5 separate regions of the Homo sapiens genome follow, and regions 2, 3, 4 and 5 are each linked to region 1. A link is an interaction called in ENCODE POLR2A ChIA-PET data of the cell type or tissue named here. Cell type or tissue: CD4-positive, alpha-beta T cell. All regions are shown on one strand. Region 1 overlaps GNL1 (G protein nucleolar 1 (putative)). Region 2 has its middle 6.9 kb from the start of HLA-E. Region 3 has its middle 14 kb from the start of MIR877. Region 4 overlaps DHX16 (DEAH-box helicase 16). Region 5 holds the start of TUBB (tubulin beta class I).

Region 1 (4,000 bases):
GGTTAGAACTGACTACAAAGACACAGGAAACCAAGGGCCCAGTCTCCCCTCCACGCTGAAATACGCACCCTCTTGTCTGGGTCATGTCTACTATGTGAATACTTGACCATGGAGGTCTGGGGCTCTGGTGGCTTCCATAGCTGGCTAGTCTCTTGATGGAGAGAAATCAGGGCTTCTCTCATCCATGCTGGAATTTCATTTAGATGTCAACTTCCAAGTTTCCCTTTTTCCAGATGGGATTATAGTCCTGCTTCTGGAACAGGGTAGCTGTGTGTGGTCCAGGATAGTTCAATTATCTGGCCCTTTGTTCACTTCTTACAATCATTGATACAGTCAACAAAAATTGGTTAAAAACAATATATGCCAGACATATATCCCTGAGTTCTGGGACAATAACCAAAATTGAATAAGGCAATATCCTACTCTCAAGCAATAGAGGGTAGGAATAGAATAATAATAATATAATACAATAGCTCTATAGCAGTATGTAAACTATAAAAGCATTATTTTACGTGTTTCTATTGAACTGTCATAACTAAATAAGATGGTTAGTACTATAATTATCCCAAGGATTCATTCACTCATAGAACATTTGTTGAGCAATTACTACCTGCCAGTCACTTCCAAGTGGTAAGTGAGATAGAAATGGTTCTTTGTGGCGCTCACAATTTATTGGAGAATGGAAACACAATTACAAAAAAAAAGTGTGATAAGTTCTGGGAGAAGGGTGGTACAGGATCCTGTGGGGTAGTGGTGGCTCCATATAGGAGGGACATTGGGATACTGATCAGGAAGGAGTGGGGGACAGGGCTAGAAGCTGCATTAGTATAAAGTTATGTCAGACTGCCAAAACAAAACAAACACAAAAAATCAGTAGTCTGTGGTAAAGAATTGCTATAGGAACAGCCAGTAGGGGCAGTTAAGCTGGTCTTGGTGAATCAGGGGAAGCGTCCTAGAGGAACAGATGTCCATGCTGAGGCCAAATGCTGGACAGGAGTTAGCCAGACAGGGAAATTGCATTCTGGGCAGAGGAGACAGCAAAGGTCAAGAAACATGACAACTTTGGAAGACTGTAACTTGTTCAGAGGCAGAGGGTGCAAAGGAGAAATGAGGAAAGGTGAAGCTGGAGAGGTGGGCTTGGTCCAGCTCTTGCTGGGCCTTTTCAGCCGTGTTAAAGATTTAGACTGTATCCAGAGGGATGTTGAACTTTAAGCCTAAGACTGAAAAGGTGAGAATTGTGCCTTAGATCACTATGGTTGCAGTGTGGAGACTGGTTTGGAAAGGGGAGAAATCAGAGGCTTTTACAGCCATCCCAGGGAGAGAGAATGAACACCAGAATTAGGGTAATGGAAGATGGAAAGAAGAGAAATCGTTTTATGGGTTGCTCAGGAGATAGAATTGACATGTCTTGGGATTGTTTTGCTGTGTAGGGGAGAGAGACAAGTCAAGAGTATACATCCTGTTTCTGACTTGGCAACTGGGTGGGTCATGGGTCTGTTTCCTGAGACAGTTGTCTACAGCCATACCACCGTAAGCGCCCTAAATCTCATCAGAGACAGTTTATGCAAATGGAGCTTGGGGAAAGAGAGGTCGTGGCTGGAGACAGAGATTTGGGCATCATCAACATATAGGTGTGGGGAGCAGAGAAGGCTGAGGAAGAAAGCAGGAAACATATAAAAAGGAGAGCAGGGAAAGGAGCCAGTGAGACAGGAAAAACCTAGTAACGTGGTGTGATGAAGCTAGGGGAGGAAGGAAGGAAGGAAGGGCGGCGTGGAACGCTGCTGATGGGTGGTGGCGGGGAAAATGAACGAGTATCCACCAGCAACGAGAGGGGCCTCCATGGTCTTGGTGGGAGCATTTCTTTGGAGAGGTGGAATCAGAAGCCCCAGATGTCAGAGGGTTAAGGAATAATTTGGAGGAAAAGCGTAAAGGCAGTGGAGGTGAGGAGAGAATTTTCAAAATGTTTGGCAGTGATTGCAATGAAAGAAAAAAATGGAGGGAGCAGAGTATATGCAGTTGAGGAACTTTTTTAGTTTGGAGTGTGTTAACACGATGTTAGGAAGAAGGATCAAGTGAAGGAGAAAGGTGAAAATGCTGGAAGGTGGGGCTTAGTGATGAAACAAACCTTGGGGACAGGTGGGCGTGGTACTGAGAGTCCCAGTGAGGGGAGTGCCCTCAGGCAGGCGCCGGTGGCTTCTGTCACAGGAGGGAACAGCGCTGACATTCAGCTGGTTCGCACTGATACGGCTCAACCAGTTTGTTAAAACATGTCTGTTCCAGTGTCAGTAATATACGAGTAACTGCAATATGCAGTAAAAATTATAAATTCTAATACAAACTCAGTTCAAGCTAATTAAGAGATCGCAACAGCCGTTGGTAAATGGACTTCCCGCTGCATTTGAGAAGCTTTGCAGCGCCATCTGCCGGTGTCGTAGCATCACTGCAGGCTGAGAGGCTGCTTTGCGCCTTCATCTTGAAGCACTCTGAAATTGCCTGTTTAAATTACCTTGGAATCATGGAGTTGCTACTGCTTCTGAATAGTTTAGCTTCTACTTTGATTTTATTGTTAGTGCATTGTCGTTCTTGTGTCAGTAGCAAGTTTCAGTGTTTTAATATTTACAAATACAAAAATTTTTAATAAAATATTAAAGCCAAACTTGAATGAAGAGACAACAAAGTTTGGATATGTTTCTTTATGTGCCTTTTGACATATCATAAATGAGAATCTTTTGATTCCTCAGGAGAACAAAGAAGAAATATTAATGAGCTGCAGCCAGGAATGTTTTCTGTTACTGTGTAAAAATCAGAATAATATGGAAATCATTTGCAACTTTTTATTTTGAAAAATTTCTAACATAGAAAAAGAACAATAAACACCCAAATACTGAAAGATTCAACAAATTCTACATTTTGCCATATTTGCTTTACTAGTTTTTGCCAGCTTCTGTATTAATCGATTTTTCTGTCTACTTATCCATTTTTTTTGTTGTCATTACCTTTTATTTTTAAAAATTTTAACCTTTAATTGTAAATTGGCAAATTATAGTTGTATATATTTATGGCGTACAAAGTGATGTTATGATTCATGAATACACTGTGGGATGATTAAATCAAGCAAATTAACATCTATCACTTTTTTTTTTTTGAGATGGAGTTTCACTCTTGTTGCCCAGGCTGGAGTGCAGTGGTGCAATCTCGGCTCACTGCAACTTCCGCCTCCCGGGTTCAAGTGATTCTTCTGCCTCAGCCTCCCGAGTAGCTGGCATTACAGGCGTCCGCCACCATGCCCGGCTAATTTTTTGTATTTTTAGTAGAGACGGGGTTTCACCATGTTGGCCAGGCTGGTCTCCAACTCCTGACCTCAGGTGATCCACCCACCTCCACCTCCCAAAGTGCTGGGATTACAGACGTGAGCCACTGCACCCGGCCCAACATCTATCACTTTTAAATACTTACTTTTTTTGTGGTGAGAATGTTTGAAATTTACTCTCTACATTCAGAGGAGGGAATATGTTAAAAATGTAAAAAAGATATTTACCCTCAACACTTATGAAATGTCCAAGAATTATTTACTATATTCACTTTGCTGTGCAGTATATCTCAAAGAAAAAGAAAAGCTTATTTTTCCAGTCCAATGAAGCTTTGTAACCTTTAACCATCATATCCCCATTTACCCCAGACCCCCAGCCTCTGGTAACTACTATTCTGCTCTCTCCTCCTTTAAGTTCGATTGTTTTAGATTCCACTTATAAGTGAGAACATACAGTATTTGTCTTTCTGTGCCTGGCTTACTTCACTCAGCATAATGTTCTCCAATTCCATTAACGCTGTCTCAAATGACAAAATTTCTTTTTAAAGGCTGAATAGCATTCCACGGTATATATACCATATTTTCTTTCTTTCTTTCTTTTTTTTTTTTTTTTTTGAGACGGAGTCTTGCTCTGTCACCCAGGTTGGAGTGCACTGGTGCAATCTCAGCTCACTGCAAACTCCGCCTCCC
Region 2 (4,000 bases), 59 kb after region 1:
ACTGTTTGCTGGTCTCAGTTAATTTTGTGATAGAATCTTAGAGGGAGGCAATGTTTGAATCCCGAATGCATTATGAAACTTTGAAGTACCAAGTAAACTAAGCCTCCCATTCACATTGTTTAATTTTAGGACCATGGTCTTCTAGTTTTGTTTTAAGGAAGACAAGTTTGGGGAACTCAAAAGGCCCCAAGGATGGCCATTGAAGATCCAAATTAACTTTGGCGTACTCTACCCATTGATTTCAAAACGTACACAGGAGAGGACCTTAATTTTTTTTTCTTTCCTTATTTATTTTAATTTTTAAAAATAGAGATGAGCTCTTGCTATGTTGCCCAGGATGGTTTCAAACTCATGAGCTCAAGTGATCCTTCCACCTTGGTCTCCCAAGGTGCTGGGATTATAGGCATGAGCCACCGACCATAAATTTTGACCATATAGCTGACAGGAGTCCCAGAAGACGGCCTATATTGGATGCTTTGGAATTTTGGCATCCTGTTCTGCCTCTTATTAATTTCTCGACAGCAAAAGAAAAATTCCATAATCCCTGTGAGGAAATGGTAGAGGCTGGAGCGATTTGTTTTTTAATAGTGTGCCTAGTATAGGATTTTTGTTTTTACTTAGTGGGCAGCCTGTGATCTAATTGTCCATCCTGTGACCATTTTCTCCAGATTTTTCTTGAGACTGGTGCGACCCCTAATGGCAATTTTGTTTATTCATGTACCAGTTTATCCTGACAACAGATAATTTCTCTTTGGGGAGACTGAAGTTTCTCATTGAATGGCGACAATAGCCCAAACAGCTTTTAAAGGGTCGACACATACCCATCTTTTTAGAAAGTAAATTTTGCTCTCAAAAGATGTTCAGAAACAGAGGCAAGAAATCAAGCAATGAACTCAGCATAAGTCTCTTCCAAAGGTAATCTTTCTTCAGGATCACTTCTGATACCAGATTTTTCAACCTAAAAAAAAAAAGACATTAAAGAAATGTCCAAATATGTTGAGTTTATTTGGGAATTAGAATGAGGATTGTAACCTGGGGTGCACTGGTGGATTGCCACTCTGGGAAATATTAGCTTAGCCAGATGTAGTGGGTTGAATGGTTGTCCCCACAAAGATATGTTTCTGTCCTAGTCCCCAGAAGCTGTGAATTTCAAGTTGTTTGGAAAAAAAGGGTCTTTGCAGATGTAATTAAGCTGAGGATATTGAAATGAGGAGATCCTCCTGGATGACCTAGGTGGGCCCTAAATCCAATGAAAAGTGTCTTCCTAACAGGTACACAGAAGAGAGAGTCAGAAGAGGAGAAGGCAATGTGAAGAAGGAGGCAGAGACTGGAGCAATGGGGCTACAAGCCAAAGAACGCTGACCAATGCCCTGGGCCTCCAGAACTGTGAAAGAATAATTTTCTGTTGTTGTAAGTTGCCAACTTTGAGGGCATTTTTGTGGCAGCTACAGGAAGTAAAAATATGGATGGTCAACTTCAACATCAACAGTGGTACATCAAATTGATATAATCTTGATAATGTGTTTGGAGAACAGCACTTCACCTCATCTAAACATCCATAACCATAGTCTAACCATGATCTACACCCCAACTAAATTCAGTTTGAGGGATATTTTACAATATATCTGGTCAGTACTTCCCGATATTGTGAAAGGCATCAAAAATTAGGAAAATCTCAGGAATTGTCACAGACCAGAGGATGCCGTGGAGGCACGACAGAGACTAAATGTAGTGTGATATTCTCCATGGAATCCTGAAACACAGAAAGGACATTAGGGGAACGCTAATGAACTCCAAATAAAGTCTGCAGTTTAGTAATAATAAGGTATGAAAATGGCTTCATTAGCTGTGACAAATGGACCATAGTAATGAGAGATGTTAACATCAGGGGAAACTGACTGTGGAGCGGATGGCAACTCTGTACTACCATTGCAACTTTTATGTAAATTTAAAACTCTTCTAAAATAAAATTATCTAAAAGTAGCAGTCAGGAAAGGATTAAGGAGTGGAAGAAAAAAATGATCAACTTTCCATTTTCCTGGAGTGTTGCCATGAAAAGGCTGGAGGGAGGGTTTGCAAGGAGGAGTTGGAAACCTCAGAGACAGGCAGCTCCAGAGCCCTCCTCTGTTCCGCAGAGCCGGAACCCCGCGCAGTCCAGGGCTTCTCAGAAGGCCTTTCCACCCCCTGGACAACCCCAGCCCCACCTCATTGATACATCCTTTCTGGATCAACAATCTGTGTCTTACTCAGACCACCGCCCCGTCCTCTCCAGAGCAGCTCATCAGAACCCAAGCGTAGAGCGGCAGCGGCCCCGTGTGGCCGAAGGACTGAGGAGAGACACCCAGCTCTCCTGTCCCTTCCCCATCTGGGACCTCCCCAGGTTCCCCTTCGGATCTCGGCAGAACAGGGCTCTGTGCACATGCGGGCGACCCCGTCCCGCGACAGGTGTTTCCTCCCAGTTAGTGGCAGTGGACTCTGACCTCAAGGCAGAGGGAGGTCTGCAGGCCCTAAGACCTGGTTCCCAGGTCTGGGTGGACCCCACAGACATACTGTGCTCCCAGTACGCAGCCTCTCAGTGTTTTTGGAATGAGGCCTTGGACTCCTGAGTCCCTGAAATTTGTTCTGCTGCTTCCAGAGAGGAAGATCCCTCCTCCCCGGAATCCCCTAGATGAGTCTCCAGCCCCAGCACGTTGGGACCCGGGAAGGACATGGCATCGGAGCTGGAGACTATATTGGGTTACAAGGATTTCTGGAATCAGACTGGGCTGAGCATTTGTCCCCAATCCATCGGGAACCCGAGGGCGGTTCCTCCGCCACTACCCGGACCTCCAGGACCCAGGCATCTGAACCTATACCCTATTGGATCCTGGAGGGCGGCCCCTCCCCAGCCTTGAGAGTCCAGGATTCTGGCCCCACCCGAACCCTGAGAGTCCAGGACCCTGGCATCCGGCCTCTTCTTCCCATTTGCAACCTAAGCAGACAGGACCTGCTGTCTATATCCCTTAATCCTGGCCCCCTGCCATCTCCAATCCCTGCTTAAAGGTCCTTGATTCTGGACTCAAATCTAATTTCTGGTCTTGTCGATTGTCCATGACGGTCGCCCACCAGGAGAGGCTCCCCAGCGCGAAACGTGCTGCAGCTGAGCGACAGCGGCGGATTTTGGCGCTTTGGCCCAGACTCCCTGCCCGAAGCGCCCCGGGACTCCGCCCTGGAGACTGCGCCCTGGAGGCTCCGTAGGGGTCTGTCTTCCTCTGCGGCAGGAGGGGGCGCACGGGGATTTCTGCCACTGAGGCTGCGCTCACCACCCTGGGTAAGCCTCTCCCCACCGCTCCCCTGTGGACCTCAAAAATCATATATTGGGAAAATACCGACCTGTCAGCCCCAGACTCAACTTTAAGAGGTTCTGGTCTCTAGATTTATTCAGCCCCTAACTGTTGGTTGAGCATCTACTTTTCGTCAGGCGCTATTCTAGGCGCTTGGGTCAAATCCAAACAGGCACAAATCATGGCTCTCAAGGAATTTACCTTCGGTTGAAAGACGTGGCCAATAAAAAGTCACTGAAGTCAACTACAGGGGTGTCCGAAAATAAAGGATGATTAAGAGAAAAGCAAGGCACGGAAGATGAAAGGAGCCAGGTGCAATTTGAAGTTATTATCATGAGAGTGAGATTTCCCGAGAGGTGCCATGCGAGCTGAGTCCTGAAGCAGATGAAGGAGGAAGCCCTGGGTTATTGGGAGGAAGGGTGTTCTAGAATCACCCTCTGCAGACGTGTGGCTCCGCCGGGGAAAGCACCCAGGCTGCGGCAGGAATGGGGCTGGGTAGGTTTCAGAAGGACTTCCTGAGGCTGGTTGCGGAGATCAGGGTTTGTGTTATCTCCTGACCACTTCCCACCAGTGCCTGGCACTTCATGAAACCCCGAGCTTGCCGGCAGGGTGAGTTGCCTGGTGTGTGGAGGAAGGCTGGGAGAGGAGGAGGCTAAGGTGGGTGCCAGCCTCGACTG
Region 3 (4,000 bases), 56 kb before region 1:
CATAAAATACTCTAGGATACAGAGTAGATCTCGGCCACAGGGCTCTTTCCTGGTTTTCATCTTTCTGAGTCTTCTTTAACACGCCTCGTGTGTGTTCCTAGAACAGTCCTATCCTGGCTATCGTGCCCTCTAGGATGTGTTCTTGGTCATCTTATCCACATTCTACAGATAAGGGAGGAAATCCTGAGGATGCTGGAGTCAGATAAAGGCCATTGTCCCAGCTCTACCTCTCTACAGCCTGGGTGACCTTAGCCAGGTTAGTGTTGGGTATCAGTGGCTCATGTCTGTAATCCCAGCACTTTTGGGAGGCCGAGGTGGGAAGACTACTTGAGCCCAGGAGTTTGAGACCAGCCTGAGCAACATAGGGAGACCAGGTCTGTACAAAAAATACAAAAAATATTAGGCATGGTGGCACATGCCTTTAGTTCCAGCTACCTGGGAGGCTGAGGCGAGAGGATCACTTGAGCCTGGGAGTTCAAACTCACAGCTATGATTGTACCACTGCAATCCAGCCGGAGCAACAGAGCAAGACCCTGTCTCAAAAAAAAAAAAAAAAAAAAAAAGCCAGGCATATTGGGTCATGCCTGTAATCCCATCACTTTGGGAAGGCGAGGTGGGTGGATCACCTGAGGTCAGGAGTTGGAGACCAGCCTGGCCAACATGACAAAACCCCGTCTCTACTAAAAATACAAACATTAGCTGGGTGCCTATAACCCAGCTACTCCGGAGGCTGAGGCGGGAGAATCCCTTAAACCCAGGAGGTGCAGGTTGCAGTGGGCCGAGATCATGCCACTGCACTCCAGCCTGAGTGACAGGGCAAAATTCCGTCACAAAAAAACAAAGGGTAAGTATAGACTGCTCTTCCCAAAGTGGCTCTGGCCAGGCATGGTGGCTCAAGCCAGTAATCCGAGCACTTTGGGACGCCAACATGGGAGGATCACTTGAACCCAGGAGTTCAAAACTACCCTAAGCAACATAGGGAAGCTCCATTTCCCCATTTCCGCGCCTGGCCTCCACTCTTCTTAAACCAGAAATTAAAGCTGGGCATGTTGGCTCACGCCTGTAATCCCAGCACTTTGGGAGGCCCACATGGGACGATCACTTGAACCCAGGAGTTCAAAACTACCCTAAGCAACATAGGGAAACTCCATTTCCCCATTTCCGCGCCTGGCCTCCACTCTTAAACCAGAAATTAAAGCTGGGCGTGGTGGCTCACGCCTGTAATCCCAGCACCTTGGGAGGCCGAAGCAGTTGGATCACCTGAGGTCAGAAGTTCGAGACCAGCCTGGCCAACATGAAGAAACCCCATCTCTACTAAAAATACAAAAATTAGCTGGGTGTGGTTACTGGCGCCTGTTATCCCAGCTACTCGGAAGGCAGGAGAATCGCTTGAACCCAGGAGGCAGAGGTTGCAGACTGCACCACTGCACTCCAGCCTGGGCAACAAGAGTGAAACTCCATCTGAAAAAAAAAAGAAAGGATACATCACTCTGGGGGGAGTGTGTGTGGCAGATATGGGGCAGTTGAAGATATTAACATGTTTTAACATGTGGGTTGAGAATGGCGGTTTTCAAGTCTGTTAGCATTCATCAGGATCATCTGAAGAGCTTATTAGAAAACAAATCTGGGGCCGGGTGCAGTGGCTCATACCTGTAAACCCAGCACTTTGGGAGGCCAAGGCGGGTAGATCAGGAGGTCAGGAGTTCGAGACCAGCCTGACCAACATGGAGAACCCCCGTCTCCACTAAAAATACAAAAATTAGCCGGGCGTGGTGGCGCATGCCTGTAATCCCAGCTACTCGGGAGGCCGAGGCAGGAGAATTGCTTGAACCCGGGAGGTGGAGGTCGTGGTGAGCCGAGATCGCACCATTGCACTCCAGTCTGGGTAACAAGAGCGAAACTTGGTCTCAAAAAAAAAAAAAAAAAAAAGAAAGAAAAAAAAAAACAAATTTGGGTTGGATGCAGTGGCTTATGCCTGTAATCCCAGCACTTTGAGAGGCCAAGGCGGATGGATCACCTGAGGTGAGGAGTTTGTGACCAGCCTGGCCAACATGGTGAAATCCCATCTCTACTAAAAATACAAAAATTAGTCAGGCATGGTGGCTCGCGCCTGTAATCCCAGCTACTTGGGAGACTAAAGCAGGAGAATCACTTGAACCCGGGAAGTGGAGGTTGCAGTGAGCAGAGATCACACCACTGCACTTCAGCTTGGGTGACAGAGCCAGACTCCATCTCCATCTCAAAAAACAAAAACAAAACAAAAAGAAAAAACAGACAGATTGGGGGTAGGGTCCAGCAAAATTCTGATTTAGTAGGTCAGGATGGATCCCGAGATATGCATTTCTAACAAATTCCCAGTTGCTGAGGCTGCTACACTGCCCTGGAATACGTGTCTCAGCTGTATTTCCAGCATTGGCCACATGAGGGGGCAACAATGTTTTATCAGTATCTGAAAGGCCTCACTGCATGTAGGCCCAAAGTGGGTAGTTTTACCTTCCCCTTGCCCAGGCTTGGTGTGTGTGGGCGGAGGTGTTCAGGTCAGTCTGTTGTTGCTGTGTGCACTGGGAGAAGACCTGAGAAGACATAATCTAAGGACCAGGCTAGGGCGTGAAATACCAAAGAAGTATACAGCTCAAGTGAAAAAACCCAAACATGTCACAACCTAGTGGTCACAACTTTGTGTCTCTTTCTGCTTCCATTTACTGCCTGCTTCTCACCTTTCTTCTATCTCCTGCAACAAGCCACAAGAACCTTAAAAGAGAGCTTAAAGTTTTTACTGTATTTTAAGAATAAGCTCGGCCGAGCGCGGTGGCTCACACCTGTAATCCCAACACTCTGGGAGGCCGAGGCGGGCAAATCCCAAGGTCAGGAGATGGAGACCATCCTAGCCAACATGGTGAAACCCCGTCTCTATTAAAAATACAAAAATTGCCAGGCGCGGTGGCTCACGCCTGTAATCCCAGCACTTTGGGAGGCCGAAGCGGGCAGATCATGAGGTCAGGAGATGGAGACCATCCTGGCTAACAAGGTGAAACCCCTTCTCTACTAAAAATACAAAAACTTAGGTGGGTGTGGTGGCGGGTGCCTGTAATCCCAGCTACTGAGGAGACTGAGGCAGGAGAATGGCATGAACCCGGGAGGTGGAGCTTGCAGCGAGCAGAGATCGCGCCACTGCACTCCAGCCTGGGCGACAGAGCAAGACTCTGTCTCAAAAAAAAAAAAAAATTAGCCGGGAGTGGTGGCACGCACCTGTAGTCCCAGCTACTTGGGAGGCTGAGGCAGGGGAATCGCTTGAATCCAGGAGGCAGAGGTTGCAGTGAGCCGAGATAACGCTACTGCATTCCAGGATGGCGACAGAGCAAGACTCCGTCTGAAAAAAAAAGAAAGAATGAGCTCATTTTCTTTCAAATCATTTATGAAAATTCGGCCAGGCGTGGTGGCTCACGCCTGTAATCCCAGCACTTTGGGAGGCCGAGGCGCGTGGATCACCTGAGATCAGGAGTTCGAGAGCAACCTGACCAACATGGTGAAACCGTCTCTACTAAAAATACAAAAAATTAGCCGGGCGTGGTGACTGGTGCCTGTAATCCCAGCTACTCTGGAGGCTGAGGCAGAAGAATCGTTTGAACCCAGGAGGCGGAGGTTGCAGTGAGCTGAGATCGTGCCATTGCACTCCAGCCTGGGTGACAGCAAAATTTCATCTCAAAAAAAAAAAAAAAAAAAATTCAAAGAAACCTGTTTTTTTTTTTTAGACAAGTTTCACTCTTTTGCCCAGGCTGGAGTGAAATGGCACGATCTTGGCTCACTGCCCCCTGGGTTCAAGGATTCTCCTGCCTCAGCCTCCTGAGTAGCTGGGATTGTAGGCACCTGCCACCACGCCTGGCTAATTTCTGTATTTTTAGTAGAGATGGGGTTTTACCATGTTGTCCAGGCTGGTCTCGAACTCCTGACCTCAGGTGATCCACCCGCCTTGGCCTCCCAAAGTGCTGGGATTACAGGT
Region 4 (4,000 bases), 130 kb before region 1:
GCCCTGAGACTCTGGAACAAGGTGTCGGCAGGGGTGGGGAGGGGCCCTGTGATTTGTCCCGGTGAGGCTGGCCTAACGGTCCATCGAGAAGTTAAGAAAGCTCAGTTCACAAGCACTTATTCTTTGTCCGTTGTCGCGTAGGTACTGTGCTAGCTGCTGGACGCCCAGCTCAGTGGAGAAGATTGAGGAGGGCTTAGGTGTGTCGGGTTAAGCGCAATAGAACGGTGTTTCTCGAACTCTTAACATGCATCCAAGGTTCTTGTTAAAATGCAGATTGCGATTCAGTAGGGATCTTAGTTTCTGCATTTCTTTCTTTCTTTTTTTTTTTTTTGAGAGACACAGTCTCGCTCGCCCCGTCGCCCAGGCTGGAGTGCGGTCGTAAGATCACGGCTCACTACAGCGTCGACCTCCCTGGTTGAAGCGACCCTCCCACCTCATCTTCCCCGGTAGCTGGGACTACGGGCGCGCGCCACCACCCCCGGCTAATATCTTTTATTTTTATTTTTATTTTTAGAGATGAGGCCTTGGTGTGTTGCGCAGGCTGGTCTCTAACTCCTCAGCTCAAGCAATCCTCTCTCAGCCCCCTCAGAGTGCTGAGATTACAGGCGTGAGCCACCATGCCCGGCCCCCCTCATCTTCTGAACTTCCTTTCAGTCGTTTAATTAACAGAGGGGGCCGGGTGCAGTGGCTCACACCTGTAATCCCAGCACCCCGGGAGGCTGAGGCAGGAGGATTACTTGAGCCCAGGAGTTCGAGACCAGCCTGGGCAACATGGCGAAACCTTCGTCCTACAAAAAAATTAAAAATTAGTTGAGCGTGGTAGTGTGCACCTGTGTTTCTAGCTACTTAGGAGCCTGAGGTGGGAGGATCCCTTGAGCCCAAGAGGGACAGAGTGAAACCCTGTCTGTAAAAAAAAATAAAAAACCCCATTCAGGATGATGAAGATGGGGTGAAGCCATGAGGAAGAAAGAGAATGAATGCTGGTTAGCTGGTTTAAAACTAAGTAATTGTGCCCGGGTGTGGTGGCTCATGCCTGTAATCCCAGCACTTTGGGAGGCTGAGGTGAGTGGATCATGAGGTCAGGAGTTTGAGACCAGCCTGGCCAACATGGTGAAACCTCATCTCTACTAAAAATACAAAAATAGTCGGGCGTGGTGGCATGTGCCTGTAATCTCAGCTACTTGGGAGGCTGAGGCAGGAGAATTGCTTGAACCTGGGAGGCGGAGGTTGAAGTGAGCCGAGATCACGCCATTGCCTGACAGTGGGGCCGGGCCGCGGGGGCAGGAAAGACTAAGTAATTGCTTAAATTAGGAACAGAGCTAAGTGGGAGGGCAGAGATCAGGAGTTGCTCAGACCTCCTTATCTTCCCCTCTACTGACAGGTACCACGAAAGGCAGTGGTAGAAAAGCCAGCTCGGGCAGCAGAGCGAGAGGCCCGGGCCCTGCTGGAGAAGAACCGATCTTATAGGTTACTGGAAGACAGTGAAGAGAGCAGTGAGGAGACTGTGAGTAGGGCTGGAAGCAGCCTCCAGAAGAAACGTAAAAAGCGGAAACACCTCAGGAAGAAGCGTGAGGAAGAAGAGGAGGAAGAGGCTTCTGAGAAAGGGAAGAAGAAAACAGGGTAAGTCAGAAGCAGGGTGAGAGAGGATGGGGCAGGCTGAAGTGTTCTCTATGCCCTTATTTAATCCCCTGGATGGGCTGCAGGGGGAGTAAACAGCAGACAGAGAAGCCAGAGTCGGAAGATGAGTGGGAACGGACAGAGCGTGAACGCCTTCAGGACCTGGAGGAGCGTGATGCCTTTGCTGAGCGGGTTCGACAGCGGGACAAGGATCGGACTCGAAATGTCCTGGAACGGTCAGACAAGAAGGTGAATAGGAGCAGCATGTTCTGTAAATCCCCAAGATCCCAGGGTGAAATCTGAGGTTGGCTGTGAGTGCAGAGATAGTGATCTCTGGGAAGACAAGGGGCTGTCTCTAGTGAGATGTTCACCTCTGTGGTGAGAGAAGCCCTGTGCATCCTGTGGCTAAGACAACTGTCTGCTGTACCTGCAATCAGAGAGATTCCTCACTGAGAGGGGACATTTTTTGTGTTAGGGCGCATCTGAATGATCCTTGTGATTCTAGAGGGGAGCAGCTGTCAGTGTGGGGGCTCTTTGGCCTCACACCCCTCCATTCTTGTTTTTTCTTCTAGGCTTATGAAGAGGCTCAGAAGCGCCTCAAGATGGCCGAGGAAGACCGGAAGGCCATGGTGAGTCCCAGGGCCTAGGGAGCCAAGATCAGAAGACAAAAGGAAAGACTTTCTGATAGAGTGTATAGGGAGAGAGGATACAGAGGAAGCACAGTGTGGATGCTGATGGGGTGGTCAGGTTTCTAGAAGAGGGGCTTGGTTGTTAGGAGCCAGCTGAGGATAGACTTATGTTGTTGAGGGAAGGATCCTTCTTAAGTTGTAGGGGGAAGGAGGCTACCCATAAGTCCTCCTTGACTCTTAACTTTAGGATCAAATATACTCTATTAGTGAATGAAATTGTGAGCTTTCCCTATTCCTGAGTCCTAATGAGATATGAGGCAGCTGGAATGTTGTCAAGAAGGTTGCTGGAGGGCAAGGGCAGGGCAGCAGTCCCACTGTACAGGGATGTGCTGACCATTCAGCTTAGGCACACCATCTCCAAATACCTTCCCACCACCTAATTCCTGCACCCCTTATGTGGCTTTGTGATCTCCCTGTGTCTTCTCACTGGACAGGGACAGAGCCCTTGTAATTCATAAACTGGACTTTTTATGGTGTGAAACTAGGTAGGGTAAGCTGTTTTCCAAAGGCCTGGTCTTGTCAAGTAAAGTCACACTTAGATTCCCCAATACCCCAATAGAATTTTGAGACTCTTGAAGTTCCTTTTTTTTTTTTTTTTTTTTTTTAAACCTTTTTTCTTTTTTTTGAAACGGGGTCTTGCCCTGTCACCGAGGCTGGAGTGCAATGATGCGATCTCGGCTCACTGCAACCTCCGCCTCCTGAGTAGCTGGGATTACAGGCGCACACCACCACGCCTGGCTAATTTTTTGTACCTTTAGTAGAGACGGGGTTTCACCATGTTGGCCAGGGTGGTCTCGAACCCCTGACCTTGTGATCCACCTGCTTTGGCCTCCCAGAGAGCTGGAATTACAGGCGTGAGCCACCATGCCCAGCCTTCTTTTTATTTGTTTTGTTTTATTTTTTATTTTTATTTATTTATTTTTGAGATGGAGTCTCACTCTGTTGCCAGGCTGGAGTGTGGTGGTGCGATCTCAGCTCACTACAACCTGTGCCTCCCTGGTGGAGGAATCAAGCGATTCTCCTGCCTCAGCCTCCTGAGTAGCTGGGACTACAGGCCTGCAGTACCACACTCGGCTAATTTTTTGTATTTTTAGTAGAGGAGATTTCATCATGTTGGCCAGGATGGTCTTGATCTCTTGACCTTGTGATCTGCCCGCCTTGGCCTCCCAAAGTGTTGGGATTATAGGCATGAGCCACTACGCCTGGCCGTTTTTACTTTTTAAAATTCATTTATTTATTTTTTTGAAACAGAGTTTTGCACTTGTTGCTCAGGCTGAAGTGCAGTGGCGTGATCTTGGCTCACTGCAACTTCCACCTCCCGAGTTCAAGCGATTCTCCTGCCTCAGCCTCCAGAGTAGCTGGGATTACAGGCATGAGCCACCTCGCCTGGCTAATTTTGTATTTTTAGTAGAGATGGGGTTTCTCCATGTTGGTCAGGCTGGTCTTGAACTCCTGACCTCAGGTGATCCACCTGCCTCGGCCTCCCAAAGTGCTGGGATTATAGGCGTGAGTCACCACGTGCCCGGCCAACTTTTGGAGTTCTAAGAATGGCCTACTGGTTCCCAGGTCTCTCCTGACCAATTTATCTCATATCTCTTCCTGAAATTGACTGTGGTTAGGCTTCTGGGACATCTCAGTGCAGTTGTGGTGGTAGTGGTGTTACTGTTTTGGCCTGAATTTAATTTTTCGGGTTT
Region 5 (4,000 bases), 180 kb before region 1:
GGTATGGAAGATACATGATGTTTCCATCTTTCAACTTTTCAAATAATTCCCTCGGATGTATCTTCTTTCTCCTTCACTGTGATATATTCTCCCCCTACTGCCCCATAATTTACCAGCAATAGTAGGCACTACCTCTACCCTCCGTTAGATTTCAGAACACATTTCTGTATTAGCACTCCAATACAACAATCATCTCCTAACTTTTGCTGTGTCCTTGCACCCAAATAAGTTGAACACGATGGTATATCATCTGCTAATATCATCTGTATAACTCACCAAATACAAAGTTGTCTGGTCTAAAGATCTGGCCAAAAGGACCTGAGCGAACAGAGTCCATGGTCCCAGGTTCTAGATCCACCAGGATGGCACGAGGAACATATTTGCCACCTACAGAGAATAAAGTTAAGAGCTGTGAAATCTGGCAGAAGGGAAGGTTTATAGATATACTGGAAATGGGAGACAGCAGGGATCAGAGACTTGTCATTCCAGGTCCCGCCACCAGGTGGCAGCAGACGTCTTTGGCCCCGACGGTGGTTCACGAAAGGGACAAAATGACAGATTCACCCAAAGGGGATAAGGCGTGCCCAGAAATGGAAAGAGATCCCAGATAAGTGGGAGACAGGGAAGGGAACCTGAGCTGCCCGGGCTCCTGCCCTTACCTGTGGCTTCATTGTAGTACACAGAGATGCGGTCCAGCTGCAGGTCGCTGTCCCCGTGGTAGGTGCCGGTGGGGTCGATGCCATGTTCATCACTGATCACCTCCCAGAACTGCCGAGGGGGAGCAACGAGACCACAACAGGTCAAGTCCCAGCCAACTATGTCCCCAACTACCATTTTATTTCATCTTTTTCTTAATTTTTTTTGAGACGGAGTCTCGCTCTGTCACCAGGCTGGAGTGCAGTGGCGCTATCTCGGCTCACTGCAACCTCTGCTTCCCGGGTTCAAGCGATTCTCCTGCCTCAGCCCCCGGAGTAGCTGGGACTATAGGCGCGCACCAACACGCCCAGCTACTTTTTGTATTTTTAGTAGAGACGGGTTTCACCATGTTGGCCAGGATGGTCTAGATCTCTTGACCTCGTGATCCGCCCACCTTGGCCTCCCAAAGTGCTGGGATTACAAGGGTGAGCCACCGCGCCCAGCTTCTTCTAATTTTTAAGACAGGGTCTTCCTGTTGCCCAGCCTGCAGTGCAGTGGTGCAATCACGGATGACTACAGCGTGGAACTCCCAGGCTCAACCGATCCTCCCATCTCAGCCTCTCGAGTAGCTGGGACCACAGACGCGCGCCACCACGCCCAGCTAATTTTTTACTTTTATTTTTTGTAGAAACGTGGCATGGGGGAGGGTCTCGCTTTGTTGCCCAGGATGGTCTCGAACCCCTGACCTGGAGGGATCCCAATTCGCCCACCTCGGCCCCACATCTCCCATTTTAATTCCACAAGCGCTCAGGCCGTTGTTCTAGGGCATGGCATCCCGTGGGCCTGCCACACCCTTCCCCTAGACACTCGCTCCCCCGAGAAAGCCACAGCTTTCCCTGCTCTGGATATGTGCAGCGGGTCCCAAGTGCTCGGTGGGCGGATGGAGGTCGACCACACTTCGATAAGCGCCGCTCTCCTTCCCCCAAGCTGGGCACCGCCCCACCGCGCGGCGCACAAAAGGCTGGGGGTCTGAGGAAAGAGCTGCCGCCGCAGTCGACCACCCCCCCCGCCCTCCACGTGACTGCGGCGCACGCGCAGGTCGAGCCGCCGACAAAAGACTTCGCGCGTGGGCGGGGCCAGGGACAAAAATTCCGCGCGCGAGGGGCGGGGCCCAAGGTAGCGCGCCCCTGCCGGCGGGCAACGCCGCATTGTCCCCGCGCGCCCACGGCGCCCCGGCCCCGCCCCGCAGGGCCCCGCCCTTCTGCTACAACGTAGCAGCCGCACTTCCTCCCGCCCCTCCCCCGCTACACTGTAACCGCGCGCAAAAAAAAAAAATCCCCCTTGGCCTCGGAATTTTTATTCCTTCGCTACATTTCTACCCCTTGATTTAAAGGATTCTTTCTCTCCCATTAAGTCCTGAGGGACTCATTAAAGAAAACCACACACCCCCATTTTCTCGACATATCTGTTCACGCCCTAAAAAAGTCTCTCTTAGGGGCCATGAAAGCAAGTAAAATTAATCCCGTTCTTATTCTCCTTCCACCCAGGAACAAATACAGGACCGGCCCTCTGGGGTCGCGGGCGCGTTGGGGTCCCTGGTCTTTTGTGAAAGGTAGCGCCCAGCGCAGCCCACCCTGGCGCATCGCCCCCCACCCTTGCGCTGGAGCTCTCTGCAGCCGCCCGATGGCCTCACCCCTTCCCGCTCCGGTTTGGCCCTAAGTACCCCGCAGGGGGGTTGGGCGGGATGCACATGGGCAAAACCTCGCCCCGCTTTGTCTGCGACCGTTTCCGCATCTCTCTCCCTGCCCGGTTCTCGGACCGTTAGAAGCCCTTTTAAGTAACATCTTATAAGTCCTCGGTCTTCCCGCCCCCAAACCCGAAGAGCCCTTTTACTAGTTTCTCCAAAATGTGCCTGCCAAGAAAAATGATTCCCAGCTTTCCAAAGGCAAATGCTAGCTACAATTGTTATATATATAAATGTAACAAACTTGAGAGGGGCAAATCTTGATTAAGGATAGCGGGTGCAAATGCCCCACAACCATTTTTTCATAACTTACCTGGATTTTTCCTTGTAAAAAGAAATAAAAGAGGTGTAAAATTCTTACCTTGGCACCGATCTGGTTGCCACACTGACCAGCCTGGATGTGCACGATTTCCCTCATGGTTAAAATTTAATTTTTTTGCTCGCCTCAAGGTATGTATGGGGCAAGAAAATAAGTAATTTTTTTTCTCCGCAGGTCGCAGGCTGGAAGGTTGGAATGCGCCCCAGAGGCTGGAGCAGCGAGGTGCAAACGCGACGGCAGGAAGGTTCTGAGAGGGAGAAAGGAGAGGGGAGGGCGCGGAGGGAAAGCAGGCTGGGCGGGGCGCGCGTGCGCCGGGGCTGGGAGGCGGGAGAATCGGCCCCGCGCGCGGTAGGGAGACAAAGCCTCATCGAGCCTGGCCCTGATTAGTCGATGCCGGTCATGTACCAGGCGTCCATTGGCCTCTGAGCCAGTGGACGAGCGCAGTCCTCTTTGGGAGTTGTAGTCCCCTATTGTTGTCCATGCTGCAAAATGAAGTGACGAATGGGTGGGTACCGGTTTGGTTTTCATGGGGTTTTTGTTTTGTAAATGAAAAACGACCTTGCGCAAGATTCCTTTCCTCTATGCCTGAGGTTTTTGTACAAAAAGTGAGCAGTTCTTGGGGGTACAGGAATTGAGAAGTCTGGGGTTCCAGAAGTTGGGTGGTGGGGAAGACACGCCCTGAAAGCTCCCAGCTGCAGTACCTCTAGGGGAGAAAGGATTGCTTAGTTCAGCGAAAAATGGGGAGAAGTCTGGCACCGTGCTCTGCCTCCCCTGGCCTTTGGTGACCCAAGGCATGAACTTCAGTAAGCTTCTGCTCCCTCAAATACTTCAAGAAGGGAATCGCCCTCTTGCTATTTCCTTGGAAATTTTCGAGCCATTGTTTTGAAAGAGAAACAAAATTGCAGCAAGGGCTTTTCAGGATAGCGATGTTGTCTGGAGAGTATGTTCAAAGAATAAAATAGTTTAGAGAAACCGACATCGGGGATTTGTGAAACTAGAAGTCTCCTACGTGGGTAGGAGATCTGGACCTTAGGGCAGACTTTGAAGACACCTTGGTCTTCTTGTCAAACAGGGAACTATGGAATGAGATGCCTGATAGATTTTCAGTTTTTTCAGCCTGCCTCTTTAGACATGTTAATGAAGTCAGTGGTTTTTCAATTCGCTGATTTCACTGACCAGGTGGCCGCCACTGCAACTCTGCAAGAGACCCAGTATTGAAAAACGAGAGAGGGGTAATTGATGGGGGAAAAATTGAGTGGGTTCAAGACGGAGTCCATCTGCTTCTTCCCATAGATTTATTA

Evidence for each region. Peaks named below come from ENCODE experiments on the same cell type or tissue, not always from the same donor. Only the 100,000 strongest peaks of a DNase experiment are listed, where the experiment ranks them.
Region 2: POLR2A ChIA-PET joins it to region 1 with 13 read pairs; 28 of 35 experiments call an interaction of 5 or more read pairs at or near these places.
Region 3: POLR2A ChIA-PET joins it to region 1 with 22 read pairs; 24 of 35 experiments call an interaction of 5 or more read pairs at or near these places.
Region 4: POLR2A ChIA-PET joins it to region 1 with 13 read pairs; 13 of 35 experiments call an interaction of 5 or more read pairs at or near these places.
Region 5: POLR2A ChIA-PET joins it to region 1 with 19 read pairs; 15 of 35 experiments call an interaction of 5 or more read pairs at or near these places.

What each region holds. Positions count from the first base shown.
Region 1 is chr6:30,540,054-30,544,053 of GRCh38, reverse strand. GNL1 (G protein nucleolar 1 (putative)) reads left to right here. Exons shown (of 12, transcript NM_005275.5): 12 at 1-2,673. Among named protein-coding and RNA genes, the nearest start is that of GNL1, 14 kb to the left of the region's middle. In CD4-positive, alpha-beta T cell, CTCF peaks have their summits at 2,203 and 2,420 (motif pointing left); DNase peaks (open chromatin) are centred at 33, 1,503 and 2,403; H3K4me3 peaks cover 1,224 bases; H3K27ac peaks cover 2,266 bases.
Region 2 is chr6:30,480,560-30,484,559 of GRCh38, reverse strand. No RefSeq gene overlaps it. Among named protein-coding and RNA genes, the nearest start is that of HLA-E, 6.9 kb to the left of the region's middle. In CD4-positive, alpha-beta T cell, CTCF peaks have their summits at 483, 683 (motif pointing left) and 2,318; DNase peaks (open chromatin) are centred at 689, 2,309, 3,239, 3,829 and 1 weaker place; H3K27me3 peaks cover 1,652 bases.
Region 3 is chr6:30,595,939-30,599,938 of GRCh38, reverse strand. No RefSeq gene overlaps it. Among named protein-coding and RNA genes, the nearest start is that of MIR877, 14 kb to the right of the region's middle. In CD4-positive, alpha-beta T cell, CTCF peaks have their summits at 2,210 and 2,416; a DNase peak (open chromatin) is centred at 2,428.
Region 4 is chr6:30,668,656-30,672,655 of GRCh38, reverse strand. It overlaps DHX16 (DEAH-box helicase 16), which reads left to right. Exons shown (of 20, transcript NM_003587.5): 1 at 1-21; 2 at 1,382-1,620; 3 at 1,704-1,866; 4 at 2,190-2,246. Among named protein-coding and RNA genes, the nearest start is that of DHX16, 2.4 kb to the left of the region's middle. RefSeq lists an enhancer at 1,131-1,729. In CD4-positive, alpha-beta T cell, no CTCF peak of the experiment used is centred here; a DNase peak (open chromatin) is centred at 1,735; H3K4me3 peaks cover 842 bases; H3K27ac peaks cover 132 bases.
Region 5 is chr6:30,719,305-30,723,304 of GRCh38, reverse strand. TUBB (tubulin beta class I) reads right to left here and starts at 2,953. Exons shown (of 4, transcript NM_178014.4): 1 at 2,742-2,953; 2 at 660-768; 3 at 277-387. The coding sequence starts at 2,798. RefSeq lists an enhancer at 2,429-3,327. In CD4-positive, alpha-beta T cell, CTCF peaks have their summits at 300, 499 (motif pointing right) and 1,817; DNase peaks (open chromatin) are centred at 524, 1,244, 1,824, 3,084 and 1 weaker place; H3K4me3 peaks cover 3,244 bases; H3K27ac peaks cover 2,169 bases.